Linked DNA regions of Homo sapiens: region 2 is linked to region 1. Evidence: chromatin loops called from intact Hi-C (ENCODE). Cell type or tissue: ascending aorta. All regions are shown on one strand. Each heading gives the region's core, and the rest is flanking DNA. Links, peaks and the distances in the headings are about the cores only. Region 1 overlaps LOC124900690 (a long non-coding RNA gene). Region 2 holds the start of LOC124900689 (a long non-coding RNA gene).

The links. Peaks named below come from ENCODE experiments on the same cell type or tissue, not always from the same donor. Only the 100,000 strongest peaks of a DNase experiment are listed, where the experiment ranks them.
Region 2: it touches region 1 in a loop (2.3-fold over the local background); 2 of 110 quality-filtered maps call a loop at or near these places.

The regions. Positions count from the first base shown.
Region 1 is chr4:26,226,781-26,242,555 of GRCh38, forward strand. The region is part of intron 1 of LOC124900690 (a long non-coding RNA gene); the gene reads right to left. It also overlaps a transcript of RBPJ not described here. Among named protein-coding and RNA genes, the nearest start is that of RBPJ, 86 kb to the right of the region's middle. RefSeq lists enhancers at 11,568-12,118, 12,119-12,667. In ascending aorta, for the core only: a CTCF peak has its summit at 8,929; DNase peaks (open chromatin) are centred at 8,911 and 12,379; H3K4me3 peaks cover 297 bases; H3K27ac peaks cover 1,231 bases.
Region 2 is chr4:26,020,792-26,036,566 of GRCh38, forward strand. LOC124900689 (a long non-coding RNA gene) reads left to right here and starts at 406. Exons shown (of 2, transcript XR_007058093.1): 1 at 406-616; 2 at 3,704-4,290. RefSeq lists enhancers at 8,593-9,174, 9,175-9,757. In ascending aorta, for the core only: a CTCF peak has its summit at 8,127 (motif pointing right); DNase peaks (open chromatin) are centred at 8,170, 8,900 and 11,540; H3K4me3 peaks cover 407 bases; H3K27ac peaks cover 622 bases.

The sequences.
Region 1 (15,775 bases), core at 4,532-12,531:
GGTTACCATGGATACCACACATAACCAATCAATTTTCTCAGAATTAGAATGCATGCAATAAAACTGGTTTAATGAGAAGACTAGGCTGAACATCACTGAAATTTATTTGATGATGAGTCCTTGGTAATGGGGAAGGCACTTCAAAGACACAGAACTGCAAAGACACAAGGCCGGGAGAAGTGGATGAGTCTTTACTGATCATAAAATAAAGCCCTGTAAGTGGCTCTTTTGTATGACTCCCAGGATATTCACCTGTGCCTTGGTCATTTGTCTCTGTCTCAAGGAAGTGGAGGAGAGAATGTTTGCACAGCAACATTAGAAGGATACAAAACGCTTCACTGGAGTCGTCTGAGGGTTGGATCCAGCATGATTGGCAGCCATGTAATTTGATTTGAATCCTTTCCGGTATCCTTTGCCATTGCCAAGACTTGGGTAATTTCTTAACTAACAGAGAGTTCAAAACCTCAGACCTTTGGGCAGGTGGTTAAGTGGACTCTGGAGTGAGTAAAACCTGCTGTTTAGATCCCAGCTCTGCCTCATCCTGGCTGTGGCAACCCGGCTAGTTGCCCAACATCTATGTATAATAAATGGAAAATAATAATGGCTACTTCAAAGCGCAGTTGTAAGAAGCTAATAAGACAATGTAAAGAGCTTGGCACATGATAAGTGACAATAAGTATTAGCAATTATTATGATCCTTATTAGTACTCCACTAGTCTAGGGAAAAGGGCCCAAGATGGGACTCTATATGAAGATCTAAGTGAGGTTAAATTAAGACCCTCCACAGCCTGAGTGGAGATGAGTTTTGCAGAGTCTGAATGCATGCATTTATTCTTTTTCATTTGAAGTTGCTGCTGTTTCAGAACATCTGAGGCAGTAGGCCCAGGGTACATGACCATATATCCACCTCCTTTGGAGAACTCCCTCTCAGAATCTGCTGCTCTTGATGTAGAAATTCACCAGTGAAGAGCAGACTTTGCTTGAGTCGCGGAGCGTCCGAGTGCCGCTGACACATGTCAGATGTCAGCACGCTTGCTCCATGTCTCCCTGCCAGCCTAGTCCTTCTCCGGTTGAGTTTTTCACTCCTCATTCCCAAGTGTCCTGTGAATGCTCCTTAACATCCTTGGTTTCTGTGCTTTCTGAACTGCTGCCTGTCTCCAGGCTTCACGGGCAGTTCCTGCCTCTGTGCCAGCGTCACCGTGATGCGCAAGCCATTGGTCTAGGGCCCCTCAGGGACAGCTCAGGACCTCCCTGCTGCGGCAAGTCACTAGGAACACATGGCCTCAGCCCTGCGCCCCACCCATCCCTTAACCATTTCACCTTTCTTCTGGAAGGGAGGTCTGGACATTGTCTCACAGGTACTCTCATGAAAGCGAATCTGCCACAGGGGTTTATTTGTTCGAGCTTATTTGCTTTTCAGAGGCAATCTGGTTGTAATTTCAGCAGCAGACCTGGTTTGGCTACTTTATCCATTGCTCCCCATTTTGCCATTTTCTCTAGTTGCTGTTTTGCAGACTGTCCTTTTTGTGTTTGGGTTATTCCTTTTAAAATACAAACCCAAGCATGCTATTACATACATATGCACACTCACACTCACACCCACACATAGACACACAAGGCATGTATCCGGTCTTGATGTTATTGCTGCAATGTATCTGTCATTAATATGGTAGCCATGTTTTGTTCTGATAGCCATGATTTATACCACTCTCAGTTTCCCTTCCAATTCCGATTTCATTCTACATTTTTCAAGGTTCTTAATTCAAGCCTGTATTTCCTGATTTGCATCTCGTTTTCAGGTTTCTATAACATCTTCCAAAAAACAAGATAGGAAAAACACCACCCAAGAACACAACGTGTTACTAGTCAACAAAATTCTAGGTAAAACTGAAATGAAATTGGACATAATGCAAGGAATTCTCCCGTAGGGGATAATCTGGAGCTAGCTAGCAGTGGAAGCCATGAGTAATGGGTCTCTTCCCTCTTGCTGGATCTCTATAAATCGTTTGACTGGATGGATGGAGAACCATTCCCTTTTCATTCATACAGAACTTGGACCTGCAGAGCTTGGTACAGAAACTCTCTGTTACCTTTATGTTTTGAGTACGACATCTGAATGGCTCCTTGTTTCGGGCCTGACTTTTTTTCCCACCTCCATTTACTCAGCTCCACAGGGGGAATCAGCACTTAATAAAACAACTATTGGCTGATGGTGCAAGTCACAGGAGCCTTAGAGCTCTTCTTGGCTTTGTTTTTCTAAAAAGTACCCATGACTATAGCCAAGCAAATCATTATATACCCATGGCCTCCCTCAGGAGAAATTAAAACCCCAAGTTAGGCAACAGGATAGAGAATCAGGCAGGAAGCCTAAAGGAGATTTAATAAACACATTCCTCTCTTCTTTTTCCTTTTGGGTAGATTTTCCTAAATGTGGTGGAAAGTTCTACAGATGTTTGTGAAGGGCCAATCACCTTCTCAGTTGAGTTGAGAAGCAGTGAAGAAATAAAGATAGCTGAGGGAAACAGGAAGGATTCCTCTGGAGTGTATCAGTGTGTATGATCTATGGGGCTGAACCCTGGCACAACTCAGAAATGGGCAAAGATTTCCATAGCTGGTCTCCATTTTAGCATTTTCTTCCTCCTGTTGGTGGCCCCACAGCACCCTCTGGTCTGTGCTGCTCTGGACTTGGCTATTTCATGAAAGGCCATACCGTCCCCAGTGACCCCTCCCATCCAGAAGTACCTGCCCCTTTAATTTTTCCATTCTTACTCCATGCATAGAAGCGTTCCCCTCACTGAGAGGCAGAATAAAGTAATAGTGAAGTGCACAGGTTTCAGTGAGACCAGAGCTGGGTTTACATCCCATCTCTGCCACTTACTGGCTGTGTGTCATCTAAGCTTCAATTTCTCTCATGTATAAAGAGTGGATTAATAATAGTTCCAATGTTTATGGGTATTATTATAAGACGATAATAGTAGGATGAAAAAATATCAACAAGATAAAATAGGATAATAAATGGAAGGTACTGAGCCAGGTTTAGAACTCAGATGGTCTGACTATAGAGGCCACATGTTTGACAGCTGTGCTACAACACCTCCTATAAAATTGATTAAAAATTCAGTCATCGGCCAAGTGCAGTGGCTCACACCTGTAATCCTAGCACTTTGGGAGGCCAAGGCGGGAAAACGGCTTGAGCCCAGGGGTTGGAGACCAGCCTGGGCAACATGGCGAAACTCCACCTCTGCAAAAAAATACAAAAAATAGTTGAGCATGGTGGCGTGCACCTATAATCTCAGCTACTTGGGAGGTTGAGGTGGGAGGATCAAGGGAGCCCAGGAGGTCAAGGCTGTGGTGAGCCCAGATTGCATCACTGCACTCCAGCCTGGGCAATATAGTGAGACCCTATCTTAAAAAAAAAAAAAAAGTCATTATGACACATGTTCATAGCAGCACTATGTATAATAGCCAAAAATTGAAAACACCCAGGTTGACTGACCTTCCTACATGACTAGATACCATAATTCAGGCAAACTTCGGTTTTAACTTACACACTCATAAAAACAAACCAGTGCTAATAATAACGATAACATCTAACTCTTATGCAGTAGATACTGTAATATGCTAGGCATTGTTCCAAGTGCTTTACATATATTAACTGCTTTCATCTTCACCAAAACCCTTGCAGTTAGGTCCTATTTTAACCCCCATTTTATAGATGAGGACACAGGCATGAGGAGGTCAGTAACATGTTTATGGACACGTAGTGAATAAGTGGCAGAGCCAGGGTTGGACCTTGAAAGACTAACTCCAATGAGTCCCATTCTAACCACCAGCCTCTACTGCCCACACATAGTTGCTTGTGTTATATAGATTTCTTTGTTTCATTAAGTGATCTTTATTTCTGATGCGACCAATGGCATATTTTTATTTCCTTACAAATCAGTTCAGTTCAGTTCTCTTCTATTTTTTTTCAAATAACCATTAGCTTTCCACACTTTCGACCTAGCATCAAAATAGCCCACAAAATATATTTATAGCAAAATATAAATGACAAGCATAGCTTTAGGATTCTGATCCCTTGTCATGAAGTGTGATGAAGTATATCCACTGATATATTTTGACATTTTGAGTAAAGTACTCCAATTGACTGTCATTTTTAGCACGTCACCCAGAGATAATGGCAAGAATAAACCCCTCCCCCAGGCTCTCTGACAACATCAAACAAGGAAACGCATAAGCAGGCTCTATAAACATCAGCAAAAGTGATGGATTCTGAACATAAAAATGTGGAGGTAGAAGAAACAGCCATTTCTGCGATCTGACCTATTTACCAAGTCTGTTTATTCACCGAAGGAGCAATTTCAACATTTTAACTGTGTCTTACACTCAAAAGAGCCATAAAACCATAGGAGAAAGGCTAGAGCCTCAAGGAGCTGACAGGTTGATTACTTTAAATGGAATTAAACAATTGATTTAGCTGGGCGATTAGCTTGAACTGCTATCTGCATTTAAGGGAGCAGTTTTTTGACTGAGATGACTAATCAGTTCAACCCACTTGTAAATCTAGAACATATGATCCAAAAGGAGATGTACCTAATACTTTTTTTTTAACTTTTTACTTTTTTTAATTGCACTTTTTTTTTTTTTTTAGACAGAGTTTCACTCTCGTTGCCCAGGCTGGAGTGCAGTGGCAAGATCTCGGCTCACTGCAACCTCTGCCTCCCAGGTTCAAGCGATTCTCCTGCCTCAGCCTCCAGAGTAGCTGGGATTATAGGCACCCGCCACCATGCCCAGCTACTTTTTGTATTTTTAGTAGAGATGGGGTTTCACCATGTTGGCCAGGCTAGTCTCGAATGCCTGACCTCAAGTGATCTGCCCGTTTCGGCCTCCCAAAGTGTTGGGATTACAGGCATGAGCCACGGCGCCCAGCCTATTTTTTTGTATTTTTAGTAGAGATGGGGTTTCACCGTGTTAGCCAGGATGGTCTCGAACTCGTGACCTCAGGTGATCCACTCGCCTCAGCCTCCCAAAATGCTGGGATTATAAGCGTGAGCCACTGCGCCTGACCTTATGCTTTATTTTTTTTTAATTTTAATTTTTATTTATTTTTATTTATTTATTTATTTTTTTAGACAGAGTCTCACTCTGTCGCCCAGGCTGGAGTGCAGTGGTGCGATCTTGGCTCATTGCAACCTCCACCTCCCGAGTTCAAGCAATTCTTCTGCCTCAGCCTCCCAAGTATCTGGGACTACAGGCATGCATCACCATGCTCGGCCAATTTTTTTTTGTATTTTTAGTAGAGACGGGGTTTCACCATGTTGGTTAGGCTGGTCTCAAACTTCTGATCTCAAATGATCCAACCTCCTCAGCCTCCCAAAGTGCTGGGATTACAGGCATGAACCACCATGCCCAATCAGTTGCTTTATTTGTAAATGAAGACATTTTAATATCTTTTTATTTTCCAACTTATATATTTAAGTTCAGGGGCACATGTGCAGCATGTGCAGGTTTGTTACATAGGTAAACACGTGCCATGGTGATTTGCTGTACAGATCATCCCATCACCTGGGTATTAAGCCCAGCATTCATTAACTATTCTTCCTGATACTCTCCCTCCTCCCAGCCCTTAATTACTTTTTGTAGAGACAGGCTGGTCTCAAATTCCTGGCCTCAAGCAATCCACCTCGGCATCCCAAAGTCCTCCTAGGGTTACAGACATGAGCCGCTACACCCAGCCAATTAAGTTTAAAATTTCTGTTTTATTAGTTCCAATTTCTCTCCCATCTAAATGCACTTGGGAGTCTTAGTGGAGCAATCTGTAACAGAATGTTCTTAAGTGTAAGAACAAACACATCTCTTCTCTATAACAACAACAACGATAATAATAATCATTTACTGAGCACTTACTATGTGCTTTATCTCCATTATTAGAGAAAGATTTCAGAGTGGAGTTCAAGTATGTGGTCCCTGCAGCCAGTTCCACAGTTGTGTGGCTGGGAGCAAATGGCTTGGATCTCTCTGTGCTTCATTCCCTCATTTGTAAATCATGAAACCTGTGTCATAAGACTTATTACAATTAAATAAATCCCTATATGTAAAGAGAGTGCGGGGAACCTGCTATAATTTGACTATTGTAATTTATGTTCCTAAACACCATCTAAGTTTTGTAATATTATTTCTATGTTGCAGTTAAAAGAAGTAAAGTTCAAAAAGATAAATAATTGGACCAAAGTCTCACATGCAGAGAGAGCAGCTGCTTTTCCTTCTCCAGATGTACAAGTAGTGTTGTATGCACTGCAGAAACAGTAAACACAACCTCTTTTTTCTATAGCTGACATCCTGAAATGATTAAGATTTGGGATAGTTGGTACTTGATTGCACTTTTATTTCCCCAGAGGATAAATAAATCATTCATGAATACATTTGATAAGAGAATGTATGGAGCTATAAATTAAAATACTGGGGGGGAAAACTATAAATGATTATCTCCACATTATTCTAATATCCATTGTTAGAGGCATTTATACAACCCACAGGTGTCCACATACAAGCTCTTCTGTTTCACATTTTCTGTGTCTTATTACCTACCATCTGATTTGGTAACAGGTTTCCTTGCAAAAAGTTTCCTTCTTCACTTAGGGCTGAATTCAATTATCCTTCAGAAAATCATATACCCTGATTCCCCAGTCTCTTCAGTTTCGTTAAGATGTTGCCTTGTCTCCACTTCGTATGCGTCATGTTAGTTTATTACTCAGCTGCTGACACTACCTTCTCATTTTAGTTTTCTGTTTGATTTCTCCCAGTGTCGTTATTATTGGGATCCTTAGTACCTTCACCATTGTTATAACTCCTTTTCATTTTCAGTCTGTCTCTTCAAAATAAAATCAGAGCAAATAAAACAGGCACAGGCTATATGCCGTTATGCAAAGCACTGATATCAAACAAGATCAAGATCTCATTGATATAAAAACTGAGAATCCTTTTCAAAAGGAAATTGGAAAGCAGATCTGTGAAGTGTCTCTTTTTGCAAAAATCAAAGAGGAACAAGTGATTAGCCATGAATGGTTCTGTTCTTATGAATTCAAGACACCTTAATAGTAGGTGGCATAGAATATCATTAAGAATAACAGGATGTCTCTAGCTTAGGCAGGAAACCATTTTCAAAAAATGTCAGAGCTCATTGTACAAAAAAAAATTCATAATTGCAAAGAAGTAATGGTGGATTCTAGTTTGGGGTTTGGAGGTGAATAAACATAGCTTAGAAACTATAGGGGCTTCCTGTTTTGAATTTAGGAGAAGCCACGACTTTTGCAAATATTTTTAGATGTAATGTTTATGGAAGGCAAAGAATGTTAACCCAGAATGTTGGATAGTACAGCTAGATGTTGGTTTGTACATTCTAAGTCATTTAGAATATTGGACAGAGTACTGAACTACTACTGTACTTTTTCCTTCATTTCTTGCCTAAAAAGGGCAATAGTGAGAAAATGACTTTAACCAAAATATTCAACAAGCATTTATTAAGTCTGTGGTACAAATAGCATTCTGCAGAAAGCAGTCCTATTAGACCCAAAGGAAGCAGAAGATGAAATACACACGCCTGACAATTTAATAGGGGATGGAGAATAATAAACATATAAGCCTGAAAGAACCAGAGAATGATTCCGTAGTAATACTAAAATTTGTGGCATACTCTTCCCCCAGATAACCACAGGCTCATTTTCTTACCTTGTTCAAGTCTTTGCTCAAATGTTACCTTTTCAGTGAGAACTTCCCTGGCCACTCTCTATATAAATTGTACCAGTCTACTCCACAAACCCTGTCTCTGTCCCCCGTTCCTGTTTACTTTTCCTTATCACCTTGTAGTTAATTACATAATTTTGTTTTTCAACTATCTTATTTTCTTATTTATTTATTTATTTATTTATTTGAGATAGAGTCTCGCTCTGTCACCCAGGCTGGAGTGCAGTGGTGAGATCTAGGCTCACTGCAACCTCCTACTCCCTGGTTCAAGCGATTCTCCTGCCTCAGCCTCCTAAGTAGCTGGGATTACAGGCACATGCCACCACGCCCAGCTAATTTTTGTATTTTTAGTAGAGACGGGGTTTCACCATGTTGGCCAGGCTGGTTTCGAACTCCTGACCTCAAGTGATCGCCCACCTCGGCCTCCCAAAATGCTGGGATTACAGGTGTGAGCCACTGTGCCCGGCCTGTTTCTCAACTATCTTATAACTCCACCCTATCCACTGCTGAATAAAGCCTTCATAACAACAGGGGAATTGTGCATTTTGCTCATTACTAAATCCTTAGCAGGTGATAGAGTACCTGGCACATAGTAAGTGTTCAAAAAAAAACCTTGCTTAATCAAGTATCTAATATGTATGTCAGACTACTTATTAGTGCTGAAAAAATTCAAAATAAGTAACCTTTGGCAATGTTAATGAGAAAAAGTTTATTGGAAGAAGGGATGTGTGTGCTTTTCAAGCCAAAACAAATTGATTTGATCAAACATAATGATTACAACGTAGGTTTTGAGTTCTAGACCAAACTCTGCCTCTATTTAGCTATGTGACCTAAATAAGATGTGTAACTTTGTTTTTTTGTGGATCTCTGAAGGTATTTATACCTGGGCCAAGAACTTATGTCTTTACATGGATTAACATTTAAAAACAAAAACAAAAACACTTCTAACAGAATTACAACTTTTTTTTCTTAGCTTCTCCTGGCCAAAGCAGCTATTCTTGACCATGCTTTATACCATGATCATCTTTGGTGATGCAATTTAGGAATGACTGGCCTTAGGCAAATCAGTGAAAGAAAGTTCCCTCCCAATTGCAGTTACTGGGCCCCATTTCTGCCTTCTCCAGGCTCTCATGATGCCCTCTAGCTGTTCCAGAGCTCTCTGGGGCACCCAGCCAGGCTTGCCTGCTCCCAGTGTAAACCATACTCAGAAATTATGTTTTCCTGTCCTTTGCTCTCCAAGCAAAAAGCCTGCCTCTTCAGTCTCCTGCCAGTTAGGACTGGATCCTGATGAGCTAATTCCCTTTAGGGTGAGAATGACAGATTGTTGGCTAAGCTAACCTTCTGTTTTCCTCACCACCAAAGTGAAGCCCAATGCTAAAGAAGGAATTGGAAGGGAAGGGAACTTCCAAATATCCAGTGCCTAGAATCTGCCTGAACTTTCAATATATTCAATCATTTTATCCACAACCAGGTAGATGATATTTACTCTCTAAGGAGCTGAAGTTCATGAGAGGTAAAATATGGACAGGTTCCAAAACTTTCTGTATTATCACATCAGCACACTGAATAAATGAGCCCAGAAATAGAATTGTGGATACTATTGCAGACTTCTGGGGCAATATTTTGGGGATTGAGGAAAGAGGTCCTTTGTGGCATCCTGTATCAGCCACGTAAACTCTGGCTGTGACCTTGAGTGAGTAGGCCCTGTGACCTTCAATAAGCAATTTAACCTCTCTTATAGCTTCGATGTCCTCATCTGAAAAATGGGGAATACTAATAGTATCTGTAGTCATTATTTCCTGCTTGTAACAAGTCGCTCCACAAATTAGTGGCTTAAAACAATAGTCATCCCTATAGTTCAGGAATTCAGGAGTGCCTCAGGTTGGGTAGTTTTCATTCAGGGTCTCTCATGAAGTTGCAGTCAGATGTTAGCTGGGGTCTGCATTCATCTGAAAGCCTGACTGGGGCTGGTGGAACCACTTCCAAGGTGGGGCACTCACATTGGCTGACAAATTAGTTCCTTTCCACATGGGCTCTCCACAGTACTGCTTGAGTGTCTTGGCAAAATGGCAGCTGGCTTCATCCAGAGCAAGCAATTCAAGAGACCAAGATGGAAGCTCAATGACTTTATTCCTAACCTTGGAAATCTCACAGCATCACCTATGTGATAGTGTATTAGTCACACAAGACAGTCCCTAACTCAATGTGGATGGGACCACACAAGGGCCCTTTTGGAGATTTCTGCAACAGTATCTCTATTATCAGGAAGATTAAATGAAACAACCCATGTTAAGCCCCGTACATTGTAAACACTGACTAACCGGTAGCTATTATTACAATGGCCCTAAAGTGCTCAATGCCTGCCTATACTAAGGCTGGTGCTGATTCTGATGTCTACTCTGAGTTTGATTTTATTGGATTTTAACAACAGACTCCCTTGTGAAATGCTTGAGCCCACATTAGAACCCAGTAGGAAGAAGCCAGAAAGCCGTAGAGCTCAGGCAAAACAGCAGCAACAACAAACACCAGTTCAATGAACCCATGAAGCAAATGACATCTGGGTGCCGGGCTCCTGAGTACCAACAGCAGCTGGTTGGCCCTGGCAGACTCGATAGCTCTGGGAAGCACCTGGAGAACCTTATCACTACCTGATCACGAAGTCAGGAGATCAAGACCATCCTGGTCTCCTGAATAGCAACAGCAACAACAATTTCTCTATCTGTATTCTTATCTGTGTGTGCTGTCACTTAAGTATATAGTGCAATGTTTTTCAAATTTGTGTCCTGGGAAACACTACTGCAAAAAAAATATTAATAGATGGGTCTCAAAAAAAAAAATCATTATGGTCGAATAAATTTGAAAAGGCTGCCTATTAAATCCTTTCTCGAAGCCTCACAGTGCATATTTTGCACGGTGTTAAAGACTCTAGGAAGTCCTAGGATTAAATAATAAGAAAAATTAGAAGGAAAATGTTTGTTTAGTTGGATTTGACTCAACATTTCCATCATCTTGCAAACTTGTCAGTGCAAACACACTATTTTTCCTTCCACTACAGGTATAAGCCTTCTATCTGGAAGATGCTTGTGATAAGTGAAGAAACAGGGTTTTAGGGGGTTGAATCCAGCATTGCCTACTTACTAGAGCCATGATCACGAGAAAATCACTTCAATTTTTTGACCCTCGGTCTCCCTATCAGTACAATTTGGACAATACACACTTAATTGGGCTGTTGAGAGAATTAAATAATAAAGATACCTAGCCTGGTGTTTGGATCCCAATAAGAGTTTGGACTTGCAGCTTGACACTTTGAGTTCCAATCCTAGCTCTATCATGAAGGAGCTATTTGAGTTTGTTTTGTTTTTTGTTTTGTTTTGAGATGAGGTCTCACTATGTTGACCAAGCTGATTTTGCACTCCTGGCCTCAAGTGATCCTCCCATCTCAGCCACCCAAAGTACTGGAATTAAATTACAGTTATGAGCCATCATGTCCGGCCATTAAAGAGCTATTTGATCCTGACCAAAAATTTTGTGTGTGTTTGTTTCATTTGTTTGTTTTGAGACAGGGTCTCACCCTGTTGCCCAGGCTGGAATACAGTGACACAATCACAGATCACTACAGCATCGACCTCCCAGCCTCAAGTAATCCTCCCATCTCAGCTTCCTGAGTAGCTGGGACCACAGGCGCGCACCACCGTGCCTGGCTAATGTTTTTATTTTTTGTAGAGACAGAGTTTTGTCATGTTGCCCAGGCTGGTCTTGAACTTCTGGGCTCAAGTGATCTGCCTGCCTCAGCCTCCCAAAGTGCTGGGATTACAGGCATGAGCCACCATGCTTGGCTCAACCAAGTTCTTAACTTCTTTGAGCCTCAGCTTTCTTGTCTGTAAAACAAGGAGAATCATTGTATTAATGTATCTCATAGCTTCTATGCAGGGATAAAATAGAAGGAAGTATGGAAAGTGTAGTAAACATGCTTGGCACACTACAAGAGTTTTATAGTTGTAGGGTATCATCATTACTGTTGTGGCCAAAGGTCACAGAGCTGGTAAGTGACAAAGTCAATAAATGAATCCCAGCCTGACTCAGTGTGTGTGCACCTTCCCCTCTGCTGTGACATAGAAACAATCAACAGAAATGAGATGCAGTCGTTTTGAGAGCAGCTTTGGGGAGAGGGTTGGGCCAGCAGTTGGAGACAAGTGGGTGGTCATAATTCCGGAGAGCTTCCCAGAAGTGGTGGGGTCGCGGGAGGATATCTAGAGACAAGGAGGCAGGTGGCTGGGCAGATGGGGATGGCAGGGTTTACACAGTCAGGACAGCCAGGACAACGGCTTGGAAGAGTGAGTGGCGGCGGCTGTAAGACGCCAGCTTTGTTGGAACAAAGCAGCAGGTGAGAGAGCCACAGAGATCAACGCTCCAGGCACCCAGGGAGAGCAGACGCAGAAGAAAACACTTGGCAGGAACAGGGCGGCACCATTTGCCTTTTTCAATCAATCAGACAACAATTGAGGGATGGCCTATGAAGCAAAGCCCTATTCCCCAACCCCCACACACACCACCAAAGCAACGACTGCTCAGATAATAGCCTAACTTCCAAGACCTGCTCCTCCCTCCTCAAGCCAGCCGGACCATGATCAGCCATATAGAAATTTATTTTTATTACTGAGCTCCTATTTCTGCTTTTGCCATCACCACAGATCAGTTCGGGTTTTGTATCCCAGCCAAGTGCTTTTCATATTTTCCAGATCACTCAAAAGTCTGTATCCGCTGCCTGGAGCAGGTTTAAGGAACAATCTGAGATTTCTTTCTGAATAAGCAGTTATTTGTACTTTGTTTTGCTTTTCTTGGTTACTGAAGAGAAACAGTGACATAAAGAAAGCACTGGTAACACTTTGCATTGAGCAGCACAAATGTCAATGGTAGTGACTCTGCAAATAAATAGTTACATTGTCAGGCGCACAAGAGTCTCATTGAGGAAATCTGTGCTGTGACTGCTAACAGGGTTAACACTTTAAGCACAATGTAATCAAGAAAAGGCTTGTAAACTTTGCTCCAAGTGACCTCTGCCTGTACTAAAAGCAAATGTCAACCAAGGATCCCAGGATACATTTTCAGAGCAGTCATGGTGTAGTTAATGCATCCTTTATAGTGCACTGGAGGGAAGGGAAGGAAAGTAACAGAGAAGAGAAGAAAAAAAGGAGAAGAGAAGAGGGGAGGGGAGGGGAGGGGAGAGGAGAGGAGAGGAGAGACCTGGGTAGAGTTAAACTTTGTTTATGGGGAAATGGCAAAGTCCCCTTGTTTCAGTGATGACAGTGAATTCCGTTATGCTGTTTCATTCTCTATTTTCATCACAGTTCCACTCAAAGCCAAAATATATTTTTTAATGAATTGTAAAATGTAGTTTTCCACTTTGCAAAATTTTTCTTGTAAAGGATGTTTTATAAAGAAAATAAGATCCTGTTAGCAGAAATTTAAGTGACGAAATACTTAGGACTCCCAGCACCCCGTCCTCTGAGCCTTGGCAGAGCAAAGTTCCGTGTGAGCAAAACTTCCCTGTCATTCCCTGTTTAGAGTTGCCAGATTTCACAAATAATACAGAATGCCCAATTAACACTGAATTTCAGATAAATCACAAATAATATTTTTAGTGTAACTATACCCCAACATCGCATGAGGCCTACTAAAAAATCATTTGCCGTTTATCTGAAATGCAAATTTAACTGGATGTCCTGTTTTTCATTTAACAACTCTACTTCTGTTAGTTACTCTTCTTTCTTACCTTGACTTTTACTTTTTGCCATTCCCTGGGATACCCCGTCTGGGTCATTCATTCCTCCTTTCAAATACTTTATTCTCTAAACTATACCCTCCTCTCCAGATCAATAACATTCACACAGTATGAATTAATCTGGGACAGACATTTAGAAGAAATTCGTCTGAACATATAATTATTAAACACCCACAAAGTGCCAGATGTAGGATTAGAGGGAGAGAAAAGCAACCAAGCTATACCCGTGCTGAAGTAGGGAAGGACGTATTTAAGAAGAACATGAGGAAGAGCATGTTTTAGTGGGCTCTTGTCTATGGAAGGGGGTCCTTGATGTCTTCAGAAGGTGAAAACCAAAATGATCATTTGGATTCCAGATTCATCTGTTGAACCCATACTGCATTCCAGGTTTAATGTTAGATAGACCTTTCATGTTTATCCTGCTGATTTTCTTCTTGAAATTTTCACACAGAAGATGTGAAAAGGTTTTGGACTCTCAAACTGCCTTCGTTTTGTGCAATATCCTGTGACCCCCAATAGTTGATGAGAAAGAGGGAGAAAGGTCTCCAAGTTGAGAAAGGATTCCTGGGGTCATTCCTTATTATGGGCCCTCATCTCCAGGACAAAGTGGGGTGCAGAAAGCAAATCAAGGCTTTACTAATCCATACTTTATAATTGGCAACAACATATCACACGTATATAAATGAGGAGTTGTGAAGTTGAAGCCTGAGCAACAAGCCAAAACCCCCGTTTCTACAAAAAATTAGCCAGGCATGGTGGTGTGCACCTGTGGTCCCAGCTACCAGGGAGGCTGAGGTGGGAGGATCACTTGAGCCTGGGAATCCGAGGTTGCAGTGAGCCAAGGTCGCACCATTGCACTCTAGCCTGGGCGACAGAGCAAGACCCTGTCTCCAAAAATAAAAAAAAAAAAAAAAAAATTGAGCACTTTCCACCACACAGATAAAAGTTAAGCAGCCCTGTTTTACTCTAGAATCTGTTAGCCAAGTTAGTGCTGGTGAAATCTTTGTGTGAAAAAAAGAGCTGACATTGGAGACTTAAGCAGAAGAAAAATTATTTTGATGAACTGACTTGGAATCAAGCATGAAGAAAATTCCAGGCAAACTCAGAGGTTGAGGAACAGTTTAACGTGATTTATACATAAGGAAAGACCATTCAGAGCCAGAACTTCTGACCTGTCTTCTTTTCACTTTTTTTTCTTTTTTGTTTTTCGTTTGTTTGTTTTTTGAGACAGAGTCTCCCTCTGTCACCCAGGCTGGAGTACAGTGGCGCGATCCCTGCTCACTGCAACCTCTGCCTCCCGGGTTCATGCCATTCTCCTGCCTCAGCCTCCCAAGTAGCTGAGACTACAGGCATGCCCCACCACACCCATTTATTTTTTTCTATTTTAGTAGAGGCAGGGTTTCGCTATGTTGGCCAGGCTGGTCTCAAACTCCTGGCCTGAAGTGATCTGCCCGCCCAGACCTCCCAAAGTGCTGGGATTACAGGTGTGAGCCGCTAAGCCTGGCCCTAACCTTCTCTCTTAATAGTATGATCATTAAACTCCTCTTAAGGGGGAATTTTTAAAAAAATTGTACTTCCAATGAGAATTTGAAGCAGTACTTCATATGTTTCACTGATTAATGCTACCAGTAGCTCTTGAAGTGCTCAATACCGCACAGTCTAACCAAAGAGAGCACAAAGTTGGATCCTCTGTGGGATTTGTTCATATATTCATTCAACAAATACCCATTGAGATCCTCCTTTCTTGTCCAGCCTTTTTCTCATGTCTTTAGGACACAGCAGTGAACCAAATCATTAAGGTCCCTACACGCTGCCCTCATGGCCTTAGAGTTCAGTGCAGAGGTTCTGAGAGTGTGGTCCAGCCGGGAGCGGTGGCTCACCCCTGTAATCCCAGCACTATGGGAGCCCGAGGCGGGCGGATCACGAGGTCAGGAGATCGAGACCATCCTGGCTAACATGGTGAAACCCCATCTCTACTAAAAATACAAACAAATTAGCCGGGCATGGTGGCGGGCGCCTGTAGTCCCAGCTACTCGGGAGGCTGAGGCGGAGAATGGCGTGAACCCGAGAGGTGGAACTTGCAGTGACAGGAGATTGCGCCGCTGTACTCCAGCCTGGACAACAGAGCGAGACTCTGTCTCAAAAAAAAAAAAAAAGAAAAGAAAAGAAAAAAAGAAAAGAGAGTGTGGTCCACAGATCCTCAGGAACCACTAAGACCCTTTGAGGTAAGAAGGTTATAACTATCTCCAT
Region 2 (15,775 bases), core at 3,744-11,743, 210 kb before region 1:
CCCAAATTTGTTCAGGAACCCTCTTTTGGGGTCTACACTGGGACCTCTTCTGGTAACATTACCATAAGTGCCTTTTCTAGTTAGCTAACAGGAGGATAAAACAGGCCAAGCCTTCACCTATTCACGGCACATAGAACAAGAAAGAAAAAACAGTGGCCGTACAGTTTCCATTGTTCCCCCCAAATGTCTGTATGTCATTTATTACCTTGGTTTTGTTTGGCAGGGATGTTGTTGTTGCCTTTCACATGCTTTCGATCTAGACTAATCTCGGCACTCAGATGTCCCTTTGGCCTCACAGAGTAGGATGCCTGGAATCAGAACAAGCCGTGGAGTGCAAAGAAATTCCTCAGTCATGACTACATTATTTTGTTCTTCGTATCAAAAGCAAGCTAGGTGAGAGAATTCATTCATCTTTTACCACACTGCAAGGGACAGAGGCAATTTTTCTCCCAGGATTCAGGACTAAAGTAGATGATCTTCTGGACTTCTCTGTGACATTTCACTGAAATTGCATTTCACCGAAAACAAACAAGCAAACAAAAATCTTCCTTTTGAGAAGATAATCCCCAGAAGTTAAAAGAAAGAGTAGTAGTCCAGTTGGAAGTTGCAAAAAAATGTAAGTACACATGTCATTTGAAGGGGTGCTTGTGTATGTGTGTGTGTGTGTGTGTGTGTGTGGACTCTTTCAGTTGCAAGATAGAGCAACTCAACTACAAGTGGCTTAAACAAAATGGGGGTTTTATTTGTATTATAGAAAAGTCCAAGATAGATCAGTCTTCAGTCATGGCTGGATCCAGGTGCTCAGATGATGTCATATGAGTTCTTATCCCTCTCCCTCACTCATCTCTGGTTCAACATGACCACCAGCAGCCCCAGACTTACATTCTGCCAGCTAGACACATCCCTGGGGGAATGTGTGCTTCTTTCCCAGAAGTCTTTTTAAAAGTTCCAGGTTTGCATCTCAATAGCCCAAATTGGATTTAGTGTCCATCCCTACACCAATATGGGTGCCTCCAATTGGCCAGGCCTTGATCACACACTCCTGAAGCAGGGTGGGTTAAGGCAGACTCCAACCAAACTACATGGACTTTAAAAAAAAAAAAAAAGGATGATATTACCAGAAAGGAAAATGGTTTGGCAACAGCAAAGGATGCCTGTTACAGTGGAATGTGTATGTAATGGTGAAATAAATAAGAAGAAGAAAAGAAAGGCAGCTGGTAGGATGCTGGCAGAGGGCAATGAGCAGGTCTGTCCTAAGTGAACTCGGGTCGGCAGGCTTAGTTCTCAAACCGGTTGCCTTGATTAATGGTAAAAACAATAACATTTCAAGACCTGAAACACATCTCCTTAAATTTCATCAAAGTGTCCAGTAAGTGCTGATGTTTACGGATGTCACCGTCACCCAGGGTTGCTGTTTCCCCTGGACAGCCGGGTAAGCAGGCAGCTGTCTATCAGGACTAAATGAAAGAGGTTCGAAAGCCAATGCAGAAAAGTCGAGAACTTGGCTTGTGCAGTGCATCATAAAGGAAGGAGGGAAGAGGGAGAAGCCTTGGCAATTTGTTTTTAATATTTTTGCTTGTTTTGGATGCCACGAAAGCCTCATATATTGGCTCTTGACTAATAAAAACAGAGGAGAAGCCAGGCTGGAAACCTGGCTGTGTTTCCGTGCACAATTAGGTTTGTTTGTTTAGGTCTCTTTTTATTTGTTTTCAGATGACTCAGATATGAATACTGCAGGCCTTTCAAAGTGAAGTGTTCATATGTGTATTTTAGGTCTAGGGCTTCGCCAAGTGCAGAAAGACTTGGCTCCCTGAGGTTATTTTCCTATCCAGGGGTTTTTCAAACTTTCAAGTGGAGCTGAAGAATGCTGCTGCAAGCCAGGTTCTTTTTCTTAGCAGATCCCAGCTTGGGGTTGTAGGGGGGACAGGGATTGCAAACATACAAACACAAAAATCCCCAAACAGTGCACAAGGGCACCCATTGTGCTGATCCCGGCACTGCCTCTCCCTGATGGCTTTACCATCTGCATACTTCCGTCATCTCTGGAAACCTCTTCACGAGTCTGCCTCCCTTTCACCAGACAACCAAGTCCAGAGGTGGACTCTCCTTTCCTCTCTATCTGGATCTGTGTATAAACTGTTCTGCTTTCAAGATTCTCCTTTTTCATCGCTATAATTTGGAGTCTGAAGCCTCCTATAAAATGCAGAGATATTTACAATCTGGGAAGCTGCCAAGCATCTGGCTGAGCTCCTACCCCTAAGGGTGGTGTCTCCTGCAGGAATGGTTTGCTTCTGGCCAGTTGACCCAGCTTCCAGGGCCCTGGGAAGGGTCTAGGGAGAGGTTGAGCAGTAGTCTTTCTCCCCAGGATGAGCAGGATGCAAACCAGGCAATGATGAAGACCACTCTGGTCTCCTTTCTTGGAGATGAGACTTCTTTCCAGTATCCCTGCCTCTGCATTGATGAATCAGAGAATAGGGACAGCCTGAAGTGGTCCCAGCTGTGTTCAAATACTCAGGATCTATATAGGCACCAGAAGCAGGTTTCCTAAGCTCCCTGGAAGCTGGTCACAGCCTAAGAGTCTCTGACAGCCTCCCTAGCTCACAGACCACGTGAAACGGAAGACACTGACCAATGCATTAGCCAGAGAAGCACTTTCCTATGTTATTCACTCCAGCAAAACGTCTGGTAGCCAAGATTGCATTTTTCAATGCTCCTCTCCCTCTGAATTTGCCCCTCAACTCTTCTGCTTTTAAGACGCTCCTCTTTCAGTGTTGCAGCATAGAGGCTGACGCATCTGAAACTTTTAGGAGAAAGATTTATTCTGTCAGAATTCACATATTTCAGGAATGTCTTTTTTTTCCCCAAACCACTGTCTTCCAGAACTGTATCCTGGGGTCAAAGAAAAAATCGGTCCAATCTTGCACCTTCCACACCTACACTGCTGTGTCAGCACAGGCAGTGATTGGAATAATGGCCCTGTGTCATCTCAGCAGACACTGAGATAAGGATTTGAGTGCAAACAGTTTAGTCGAGCGGCGAGCCCAGGAAGCAACTCAGTGGGGAGATGACCCTGAGCGACTGGACCTCAATCCTGCTGGGGACCCTCTAAGAGGAGGAACAGTGGAATATGCCCGTGATTGTCCCACTGAGGGACAAGGAAGCTGGCTCTTAATGGTTGAGGGTTTATCTTGGCATCTTAACTCCTGGGCACTTCCAAGTACACTGCCAATCAGGGAACATCTTCAGGCAGAAGAGATGTAGAACTTTCCAGAGGCCACTTCCAGGGTAGGCTGAGGGGATTTGGGAAGGGCACCAGCCATGTCTATGGAGTCTTCTATACCCTAAGATGACATAAGGAAAGGACCAGTCATCAGAAAAAGACTGTGCAGTCCTTACTCCACCGTGCCTGCTGAGGCAGGGAAGTGGACTGCACTAGTTGAAACAACAGGGCTAGAAAGCAAAAGGTTTGAGTTCAACTCTCAGTTTGTTGTCTATTGATTTATTTAGCAAATATTCCTGGGCTGCTTGCTAGTAAGTGGCGAGTAGGGATGGTGACGGTTAAAGCTGGCGGTGAGCAAAGGTGAGATCGTAGGATCTAGAAGGCCATACTATGTTGCATAGCCAGGGCAATGAGGTATGCTTTTGATTATTATTCAGTTAATATTTATTTCATTGTTTCTTGTATCCCCCGTCTTCTTTTTAGGTTCAACTTCTTTCTGAAGATCCCCCTTTTAGTGGCTTTTCACTGATGTCTGTGAGGGGTAAACTCTCTCAGTCAAGAATGGATCCATTTTCAAGACTATTTATTCATTCATTCATTCATTCATTCATTCAGAGATAGGGTCTCACTCTGTCGCCCAGGCTGTAGTACAGTGGCACAATCATGGCTAACTTCAGCCTCCACCTCCCTGGCTCAAGCAATCCTCCCACCTTAGCCTCCTGAGTAGCTGGGACCACAGGCGCCTGCCACCATGCCCGGCTAGTTTTTTACATTTTTTGTAGAGACAAGGCCTCCCTGTGTTGCCCAGGCTGGTCTCAAACTCCTGCGCTCTAGCAGTCCTCCTTCCTTGGCCTCCCAAAGTGCTGGGATTACAGGCGTGAACCACTGCACCTGGCCTGGGTACATTTTTCTTGGGGCCTGAAACTGATGCCATTTTGGATCCTCTTTAGGAAAAATAATACAAACTATGAATATAAAATTAAGAATGAAAATATTGACAATGAGAAAAAAATCACTACAAATTATAAAGTTGGAAATGCTGACAAATAAAACAAACATAAAAAAATCCAGAAAGAATACTATTTTTTATTAATTAACTTGACTTTTTCCAACTTCTCATATTGGTGCCACTGGAGTGACGATGGTCATTTTGGAGATTTGACTAGTGGGAAGATGAGATGGTCTACATTTACTTTGGATTTCATGAGATACATTAGGTGATCTGCAGTCCTTTTCATATATAGCTCAGTTATTCAGTTATTGCTGGGTGTACAGATGTTGGAATGGCTTCCAGAAATACTCCTACCATCCACAGGCTGACTTGCCTGGCACACAGCATCAGAGATTGGATGGAGATGCAAATAATTCTACAATGTCTGGCACCAAAAATATGCGGATAGTGAAGAAACAAGATTTAAGATGTATGGAATCACAAGGTAGTCTGTAGAAAACTCTTCCACTTATCAGATATGTAAAACTGTAAGTAGAGGACTCATTCATATTCAATGCCTAGTCAAATGAAAGACTTTTTCCCACCAGAAATATATTTGAGAATGTGGTGCATACAATTATAAACACACCATAAATTTGCAGCTCATATGTGAAAGAAATTCATAAAGGTCTTCCCAAAGTCAACAACAATTCTAAACATGTATATGTTAGTACCGAAAGTGAGCTGTAAAGCTGAAAAAAATTTTTTTAACTTTCAATAACTTAAAAACAAAGTTTGATCTGCCATGTTAGAAAGAAGACTGAATTATCCTTCTATTCTCTTTATAGAAAGTGATATTACAAAATCATCATATTAAGAGATAATTAAAGGATACGTAACTAAAAATGAAAACAGTCTAAATGAAATGTAGTATCCTTGATTGGATCCTAAAACTCAGCACGTTCAGCACAATTTCTCTTGTGAGAGAGCAAAGACACATAAACAGAAATCATTGGTTGGAACTTCTGGGAAAACTTATGAAAGGAGCCAAGCCAAGACTGAAGGACACATAATCTTGCCCTTCACCTCTCCTCCTTCCTGCTGCTAGGAATGTCATTGTGATAGAGCTGCCGCAGTCATCTTGCAGCCATGAGGTGATATTAAAGGGAGAAGCCAATGTTAGAAATGGTGGAGCAGAAAGAGGAAAGGATCCTGGGTCATTGGTGATACGACGTAGCCACCATACCAACCCTGAATGGCCTATTCCAGACACGTTCAGAGAATGAATTAACTATCTCTTTTAAGCAAACCATTAATTGGGATTGCTGTTACATGTAACTGAATCTAGTCCTAACTGATAAATCACCTGACCCCATCTTGGGGATCCAGGGACAATTTCCTGCAGATCATGAAAGATAATTAGGAAATAGGTCAGGTAAAGGGTAGTAGGAGCATTAGAGGCTCCAGAGTACAGGTTTTATTTAAAGAGCAGCAGAGAGCCACTGATGGGGTTTAAGGAGAATTTCAGTATTGGATTTTAGTACTGGGAAACAACAAATATAATTATCTCATTGGTAGCTATACTGAAGAGAGGGAAAGACTGAAGTCAAGAAAACTAGGCCAAGAGGTGATGTGACAATTTATGCCAGGAATAAGATCCTGAAATAATGCTGCATAACAGTACTGAACGCCAAGGGCTGTGCCATCAGCAAGACCCGGGGGCCTATCTGGGCTTTGTCACTCATTAGCCATATGAACCTGAGCAAGTGACTTAACTTCTCGATGCCTCTGTTCCTTCCTATTTCCATGATATTTCTAAAAGAATTGAATGAGGCCGTGTGTGCACAATGCTTAGGACAGTACATGTAAGGACTCACTAAATTATTGCTGTTATTATTGTTGCTGGGCCTGTGGCAGTGAAAGACAGGTTCTAAGCAATAAGAAGAAATCAAGAGAATGCTGAGACCAGTTGGATGGAGAGAGGGGTGGATGAGACAGAAAGGAAGTAGAAATGTCTCTCGAATTTCTGTAGAAGAAACAATTTGGGGAGAAAGATAATGAGTCCAGTTTTGGACCTGTGGAGTTGGCAGTGTCTCTGGGCCATCCGCATGGAGATGATGGGTGTTCACCTGCACTGGCAGATACAGAGGGAGTGAGGATCTGAGTTGGAGATAGACTGGAGAGTCCTGGGGGTGGATGAGATCACAGGCCTAAGGTGAGTGTGGAGAATGAAAAGAAGACGGCAAAGAGGGAGCCCTGTGGGTGGTAGGGATGGATCAGAAGGAGCCAGCAAGGAACCAGAGGACGACAGGACAGAAAATCCTAAGAAAAGCCTTGGGAGTGGCCCCAGGAACTTCAAAGGAGACAGAAATTAAAGAAGTGTTAATTGCACTAAATGGAGACCTATGGCTCACGCCTATAATCCCAGTGCTTTGGGAGGCTGAGGCAGGAGGGTCACTTGTGCTCAGGATTTTGGGACCAGCCTGGGCAACATGGTGAATGGTGAATCCCCATATCTACAAAAAAAAAAAAAAAAAAAAAGCTGGGCATGGTGGTGCTCACCTGTAGTCCCAGCTACTCAGGAGATTGAGGTGGGAGGATGGCTTGAGCCCTGGAGGGAGACAGAGGTTGCAGTGAGCCAAGATCGCACCACTGCCCTCCAGCCTGGGCAACAGAGAGAAACCCTGTCTTAAAAAAAAAAAAATGCACGAAATGCTGCAGAACCGTCCAAAAAAAATCTGTGATGTGAACATTGGGCTGAAGGGCAAAGAGGTCATTGGGGACCTTGGCCCCTGCCAGCTGGAGGTTATGATGGGGCTGGAAGGCAGAGTCTGGTTGGGGACAGGGGGCAGCGGTGGGGGAAAGTAATTAGAACCAGGGATCAGGAAGAAAGCTTGTGTGAAGGTGGGAGAGAGTTCCGCAGTAGCCAGAGTTAATAAGGAGAGGAAAACGAAAGGAAAGTAAGGCGGAAGAAAATGGAAGGCAAGAAACCTAGGAAGACAAGAGCAGGCTTGATGTCCATGACAGGAACCCAAGCTGTCCCCGGGTCCTTGCCATGTGCCCAGAGTGTAGAAAATCGCCCCCCGTGGTTTGGGAAAGCCTGGCTGCCCAGCAGGGATAGGCGGAAAATTGGTGGGGAAAGTCTCCAACCTGAGCATGCATGGACAGAGCTCAGAGAATTCAATGAGGCCAGAAGGAAAGAGAATCATGGCTCCCATTTTCTGAGCACTCAACATAGCCAGGCACCTGGTGCCAAGATGTGGCAACCTACGAGGTCCTACCTATTTCACCAGTGAGCACCTGAGGCTCCATGAGGTTAAGGAACCGGCCAGCGCGGGCGGAACCAGGGCCTTCAACCCTGTCTGAGCCCACAGAGGTAATCCTTAGTCACCAAGCGCCGCTGTGTAAGGGACAAAGACCGCACAAACGGCCGGAGAAGACGCGAGAGATGTGGCCCAAAGAGAGGGGACGGGCCTGGGTGATTTTACACAGAGAGGGGACGGGCCTGGGTGATTTTACATAGAGAGGGGACGGGCCTGGGTGATTTTACATAGAGAGGGGACGGGCCTGATGATTTTATATAGAGAGGGGACGGGCCTGGGTGATTTTATATAGTGAGGGGACGGGCCTGGGTGATTTTATATAGAGAGGGGACGGGCCTGGGTGATTTTATATAGAGAGGGGACGGGCCTGGGTGATTTTACATAGAGAGGGGACGGGCCTGGTGATTTTATATAGTGAGGGGACGGGCCTGGTGATTTTACATAGAGAGAGGATGGGCCTGGGTGATTTTATATAGAGAAGGGATGGTCCTGGGTGATTTTATATAGAGAGGGGATGGGCCTGGGTGATTTTACGTGCGGATGCAGAGGAGGGGCAGCGTCGGGGCGGCGGAGTCCGACCTCGGGGGATTCACCCTGAGGGTTACAGGCAAGGCCGCTCCAGGCACGCAGCACCTGCCGGGCGCCACCCAGGAGGGGGCAGCAGCGCCATTCGCAAAGCCGGCCCGCTCCGCTCCGCTCTCAGGCTCAGGGCTGCGGAGACAGGAATCGCAGCTTCCCCTGGAAGGGGCGTCCCAGGGGACCTCCGCCAGGCCAGGGGAACCCGGCCTCCGGGCCTGGGTGAACGTGCCTTCCAGACCATCCTGGCAGGCCGCTGCTCCCTAGAGGCCTAAGGCGCTTGGGACAGCCTCCCACTCTACTCCTGAATCTCTCCTCCATCCCGGCCGGCCCCCACCCACCCCTGGTGGAACGGAGACCCCACGTCTTGCTCAGGACCTTCGCCACAAGGCCTCCCTACTCTGCCGCAGTGAGCCCTGCCAGGGAGGCAGAGCAGCAGAGCCCACCCTGCCACCGCCGCAGGGGCCCTCCCCAGGCTGGCCCTGCTGTCCCAAGGACTGATAGTCACCAGGCTGTACAAATATATCTCCTACAGCACATCGGATGCGAAGGGAAAACGGAGGATCACTATATTGCTTAGAACTAATCTGGTCTTTCTCTTCTGAGCCTCACCCACTAGTTAGTGGGATGGGAGGATAAATGAGATGTCCAATCCAGTTAAACTTTGAGCTGATATTTTAAACCCTGCAGAAAGTGCTGGGTCTTTAGGAAAAGCGCTCAGTGTCTCTGAGAGCTGCTGCTTGCTCTGTCTCTCACTGCGGAGGCAGGGATATGGGGAGCGAGGGGGCTTTCCCCGCCGTGGCAGCAGAGCAGTGGGTTCCTTGGTCCCATGAAGGTCCCTGGCTGTGTGCCAGCTGCTGCCTGCTGGTCTTTGGGGAGACGTCCTTTTGTGGCCTGTGTCGTGCTGGACCTCCTGGCCTCCAGTACTGAATGTGTGGCCCATTCTTCCAGCCCAGGCAGTGCCCCGAGTGGGCTGCAGCCCCAGAGCTCTCCCCGTATCCCCCAATGGCTCTCCAGTCTGTTCCTGGGGAGGTCCAGCCCTTGGGCGTGACCGGGCGGTCACCTTGTCTCATAACAGCAAGCTCACTGGTGGGTCCACTGGTTCCCGACTCAGCATCTGTGCCCCGTGGGACTGAAGGGAGCTCTGGGAAGCCCCCAGGCTGACCATAACGCAGCTCCTTTCCGGGGCTGCAGCCTGGGTTCTTAGGGGGCAGCTTGTGAAGTGGCTTCCTCTCGGAGTCCTGAAGGGTGACATCTCTAACGCTGTCCCTCTGCGGGCCCAGAGATGGGAAAGCCAGGTCTTCCATCAACTCTGTTGATGTCTTGGCTATTCTCAGCCAGTCCACGTCCTTCTCTTTTTAAAAGATTCCCAGGTACAGAAAAAGCACGGTGGGCTTTCCCTTGACTTCTTTCTCTCCACATTTCCTCCTTCCAGACTCCCCTGAACCCTTAGTGACTGGCTTTGGTATCCAGCTGTGTATTTTGGAAATCCCTAGCTCAGCGCTTTAGGATTCACCTTGAAATACCAAGGGAAGAGGAAGAAGAATTTGAAAAATCCCGTCTCAGAATAATGGTCTGGCCTCTCAGGCAGGAACTTTCTGCATAACCTTATTTTGAATGACCAAAGCTCAGCATTGCCTGGGTGTCTCTTGGGATTCCTCCTGTAACCGAGTTGAATCTGCCCACAATTTTCCCCTCTCCCCATCTCATCACGCCTCCTCCCCCTGCAGCCAGATATCTAGGGAGAACAGGGAGAGTGGGAACCGGAAGAGAAAGCATGTTACTGCCTTGAAATGGGATCCCCCTTCCCCTGTCTTGCAGTCTGAAGAACTCTGTTCTCATCAGGTCCAAATCACTTAGCTTTTCTTCTTTCTCTTATTGTTCTGTTAAAGCTCCAGCTATCTATCTCTACTCTCATCACTCCCCAGCACACCTCAGTCCACCCTACATACAGTATCGTCTCCAGTCCTGCACCTTCAGGTAAGGACCACGCTTTGTCTGATTCTTCGGATGCACAGCCCATGCTTTCACACTGCCATGCCATTGCTGCGCCGTGTCCCCACCTGAATTTTCTATCTTCCAGTCCTTTTTCAAGGCTCATCTCAGTATCACTTCCTATGAGAAATCTTTCTCAAGTTTACTAAGTCAGATGAGACTTCTCCCTCCTCTAACGCCTGCACCACTCTGAATCTCTCACATCCTGCCTTGTATTTAGATATGTGTGTATTTATTTCCCAGCTAGGCTGGGATCACTCACTCAGCTACATATCTTCTGTACGGTTGTGGATTAAATTAAATCAAATATGACGCTGGACATGGTGGCTCAGGCCTGTAATCCTAGCACTTTGAGAGGCCGAGGTGGGCGGATCACCTGAGGTCAGGAGTTCAAGACCAGCCTGGTTAACGTGGTGAAACCCTGTCTCTACTAAAAAAAAACACAAAAAATTAGCCGAGCATGGTGGCAGGCGCCTGTAATCCCAGCTAATCAGGAGGCTGAGGCAAGAGAATCGCTTGAGCCTGGGAGGTGGAGGTTGCAGTGAGCCGAGATGGCACCACTGCCCTCCAGCCTAGGCTACAGAGTGAGACTCCACCTAAAAAAAAAAATAATAATTAAATCGAATATGGTTATCAACAGGAATAAACCTAGATCCAGCTTTTAAGTAGGCCCAAAGCCCAGAGCACAGCACTTTACACAAATTATTGAATTTCTTTGGCCTCAGTTTCCTCCTTCGTTAAATAAATGAGTTGGTTTCCATAATGTCTTAGGTCATCTCTTTTTCTGACACTCTATATAATTTCATCCACTCTCTTCTGTGGTCTGTGCGTGCATGTGTGTGTGTGTGTAGGGAGGCAGGGCTAACTAACTGGAGAGGAAAGGTGGAGTAGTGGAATTGACACAAGCTTTAGATTCGGACAAACTTGAGTCTAAATCCAGGCTCAGGCACCCACCTGCTAGGTGACCTTGCACACTCTTACCTGCTCTGAGTTAAATGGAAAATAGGATTGTTCACCCACTCAGTAAGCATTTACTCAGTCCTGCTAAGTACACACATCGCGTTGGTTATCAGAGGATATTGAGTAAATAAGACGTGTCCCCTCTCTGTAGCAGGCCAGAGTTCCTCAGAAGGAGATAAACCTATATCACAAGTAAGTGTCATAACATGCAGAAGTACTAGATGGGAGAATGTTCCTGATACAGTGGGGCCCAAAGGAGGGAGAGACTAAATGGATAAACAGATTATAGGGACTGATCTCACTGGGAAGGTGACAGGGAAGGTTTCCCTGGAGAAGGGAGACCAGGAGGGAATACTCCTGGAACTTGTAGGTGGACGGGGAGACGCAAACCATGCCAGGTCTATTCCTGTCATCGTGAGTCTTCTTTGACCCACCTTGGTGAGGCCTAGGAATCTTGGATCCTGAATGCATTTCCAGAGAGGTGGTCACAGCTGACATCAGTCCTGTGGCTTGGCCTCTGAATCTGTTGATTCCATTCTCAAACCTCAGTTCCTTTCCTCGTTGCAGATGAGTCGCCTCCAGTGCCCGAAGCAGCCTCCTCACCCTCTGTGTATCAAGACTGACCTGTGCCCCAGCTAATCTCTTGGGGAAGAGCAGTGCCTGATATAAGGCAATTATTACCATAAGAAGTGACCCCTCCCCTAACTGCCCCCTTTACTGGGTCCAGGGGAGAAGTCTTCTGCACAGAACCCACAAGAGTTTCTACCAAGGGACCATCTGAAAAACAACTCTAGCCAAAGGAAGCTGTTCAAACACCATCCATTTTGACACTTGGCTGGATTAGCAAGCACCTCTTCCCTCAGAGAGTGGGAAAATTTCCAGAATTAGTCTGCCGGCAGAAAGGGAGGTTGAGCAAACAGGCATATTGTTTTTTCATAGCTGTCTCTCTTGCTAATGTTTGGTCAGCCAGCCGTGCATTTTTGCAGTGTTACATAGGCTTACGCTCAGCCTTCATCAGAGAACAATTAGGACGAGTGTGGGGGAGGCCACAGGGTCAGGGATGACAGATGGGCCTCCACTTAAGCAGGTTAGAAGTTCAGTTGCTCAGGAGGAAGAAGACCCATCTTTGTCTGGGGAGCACAGGGTTGGGTAGAAAGGGGAAGAATGGAAATAAGGCAGAAGGCCTCTCTTTTCTGAAATATCCCTTAGGGATAAGTCCCTATATCTTAAGCAGTTGTTTTAGTTTTCCCTGAAGAAGCATCAGCGGCCCTGGCTGAATCAAGAAGCCAGAGGCCTGGTGCCATTCTAAAATAGCAGCATTGCTATGCTTTCCAACTGAGGGATTACTCCTTGGTGAGCCAGAGAGCTTTGGAACATCGTTTGGAAGCAAAACCACATTTTTTTCAAAAAGAATTTTTTTTAAAGGAAATTTTACATGCAGTGAAGTCAAGGCTTAACTCTTGAGAGGAAGCAGTACAGGGACAGTCATTGGGTCTTTGCTGATGGAACGCTTGCTCTGAGTGGAGGGTGAGTTTTTCTTTGGTGAAAGGTCAGTTGAGGTGCCTATGAGAGGGGAGGGGCAGAGGGTACTGTTTTTTAGAAGGGTTGGTTAGGAGGAGGAAAGTACTGGTAGTTGGTAGAAAAGTACAGAAAGTAGAAAGAGAATTCTGTGAGTTAGCCTTTGCAGCATAACAAACTGCCTCGAAACTATGTGGCTGAAAACAACCATTTTATTTGCTCAGGGTTCTGTGGGTCAGGGATTGGGTTTGGGCTCAGTTAGGTGGTTCTTCTGCTCATCTCACCTGGGGGTCATTCTTCTGGCTGCAGTCATTTGACAGCTCAAAATGGGGTTGGATAGTCTAAGTTAGCCTTACTTCTCTAGCAACAGATGCTGGCTGTTAGCTGGGCCATGTGTCTCCAGAGACCAGCCTTGGCTTCTTCACATGGTGTCTGGGTTCTAAAAGCAGCAAGAGAGAGGAAAAGGCTGACCTCACAATGGTTTTTCAAGTCTTGTCTCTTGTCCTGCACCCTCAGGTAAAGGCCACACTTTGTCCCATTCCCCTGATGCACAGCACATGGGATATTTACTGTCCTATTAGCAAAAGCAAGTCGTACAAGCTCCAAGTCAATGTGGGTGGGGACTGGACAAGAGTATGGATACAGGAGGAAGCCCTGGCTCCATTGGAAGCCATCACTGTAACTGCCAACCCACAAGGGAAGTACATCTTAAATGGACTTGGACACCCTAAGCTCAGTGGGATGCAAACCATGTGAATCAGAGTTATGAGCTAAAGTTGAGGAAAAAAGACCAGAGAATCATCTTGTTGAGTTTTGGAACAAGCCAGCTCTGTCCTGGGGATGCTGGGGTAGGGAGACACTGGGATTAGTAAGACTTGAATAACTCTAGTGAGAATCATTTTTAGCATCTCATAAAATTTATAAGTGTCCTCTTCTTCCACATTTACATTTATATCCAAATAGATATGACCTGAGACTCCTCAGGCCTCCCCAGACTATAGGAAAGATGGTAGTATGGCCATAGAGTCTAAATGGAAAAGCAGACACCATTTCCAGGTTTTACAACAGAAGCAATGGTTTATGCTGGTGATGGAAGGGCAGAGGACCAAAGGGAACAGTGCAACAGCCCAGGGATGAGCAATGGCAGGAGGTCACTACTTCTCTGAGATTGGAGAGGCAAAGAGAAGACACCAACTAATAGAGTCCAGAGACCAGGGTGACATGGTACAAACTACAGTCATAATGGACCTGTCTGATGGGAGCTGGAGCCATGGAGAAGACAGAGCCACTGAGGGAGAAGCCACCCAAGACTGAGAGGGAGTAAGAGCAGAAGCCTGGCTTCTTCCTTCCTTCCAACCCCTCATCTCCTGCCAGTGCCTTTTATGGGCTGCACCTGGCCAGAACCCACTACTCTAGGAGCCTCTGAAACACAGCCTGCAAGGGTAGCCCCCTGTAATAGACAGTAGGAGCAATTCAAGGAATGGATCTGGGGCGGAGAGGCCCAGGACCAGCCCATGGAGCACATTCACAGTAATAACCCAAATATTACCCCTGCTTTATCAAGTAAGACTCTTTCCTCCCCACACAGTCCCACTGTAATTTCTGTGCATCTCTGTGGGTATTTCTTATGAGCATAAGAAAAACTTTGAGGTTGACATCCAAAAGCCATTGAGAAGGGGCGTCTCCCAGCCTGAGAATGCTGCTCTGCCCAGGCTGCTGTCTTCTGCCACCCTGAGGCTGAAAACACTGATGTGTCAATGTGGTACTGAACACTCCCACATCCTCCTTGAGACTGAACCTCACTAGCCCACTCAGAAGTGGAGAGATGCCTTTTCCACCCTGCCATTCTCTTTATAACAGTCCTTTATAAAAATAATTCATTCAGCCCCTCCTCAGACACTATCTCTGAGACCAGGTCGAGGAGCACTGTACAAGGCTGACTCCCCATTCCCCCATCTGGTAGCATCTGACCAAACCATTCCCACATCCACCTTCCACCAGCATACCTCCCTGCAAATCCACTCCTGGATGTTCACCTCCCCTTTACCAGACACATCCAGTCATACATGGATAAATCCCTGATGGGTTTGAGCTGGGACCACACACTCAAACACACATGCGTGCATGCATACATATGTACACACAAGTATGTGCTCACATCATTACTACCACAACCTCTGCAAGAGTGCACAAGAAATGAGAAAAATGATCACTGATTAACACCTCCAATGTGTCACATAGTTTATACTTAACTCCTTTACTCCTGAAGAAAACCCTACAAATAGGCCTGATTCTCATTTACAGGTGAGAAAACTGAGGTGCATATTTCTGTGACTGGCTCTAGCTTACACAGTAAAGAAACAATAAGATCAAGATCTTAAGTCAGGTCTACAGAATACCAAAATCCATATCCTTCCCCTACCACGTTGTCTTTCAACCTATATGAACAACCTATATGAACAGCATTTTATTCTTGTCTTGGCACTATTTCTTATTGTCCTAGTAAGATTGAATAAACTGTTATTTCTAAGCCTTCTTATATATTTGAGTGCCAAAGAGTACCGTCTTCTGGTGAGTGGCCCCTAGATTTCAGCTTAGAGACTACCTAAAAATAATCATAAGCAGTGTGCTGTTTCATGCTTCTATATTGTTTTCCAAAGATTTACATTGTTATTACAAGAGGGGCATACTGGAGGATAGCCCCTGGAGGTGATATCGTCTGGGATCTGGAGGCGATTGAGCATTGCTGTTGAGAACACAAACTTTGGCACTGAGCACAGCCTTGGGAAAGGAATTTTCCATGTGCACATTGTAGCTGCATTGTAGCTGGGAGTGTGGGTAATGGCCAGCACACGACTCACGGCCAAGCCAGGCCAACCCTGTAGAATCTTAGCAGCAGTATGGATTTGGAGAGGAGGGAGAGGTTGGGGAAGGCAGAGAGATTAGCCATTGCAATGAATGGTCCCCGTGAGAGGTGATGGGTGGTGATTCTCTAGTTCTGGGTCAAGGCTTCCCGTACTTGAAGGGCAAATGTGAGTAGCAGAGCTGCGGGAAATGAGGAATGCTGTTTCTAGGAAATGAATGTCCTCCTGGCATTCCCAGTCACTGTCCTTTAAGTTTGATGAGGCTGCCCCATGTTCTCAGACAACCAGGTCTGCTCTCAATAGCTGAGCCTTCAGCTACCTTGTTCACCACTTCATCCCTGGTGTCTGTGCATAGTAGGTGCTCAATAAAGACTTGCTGAATGAATGA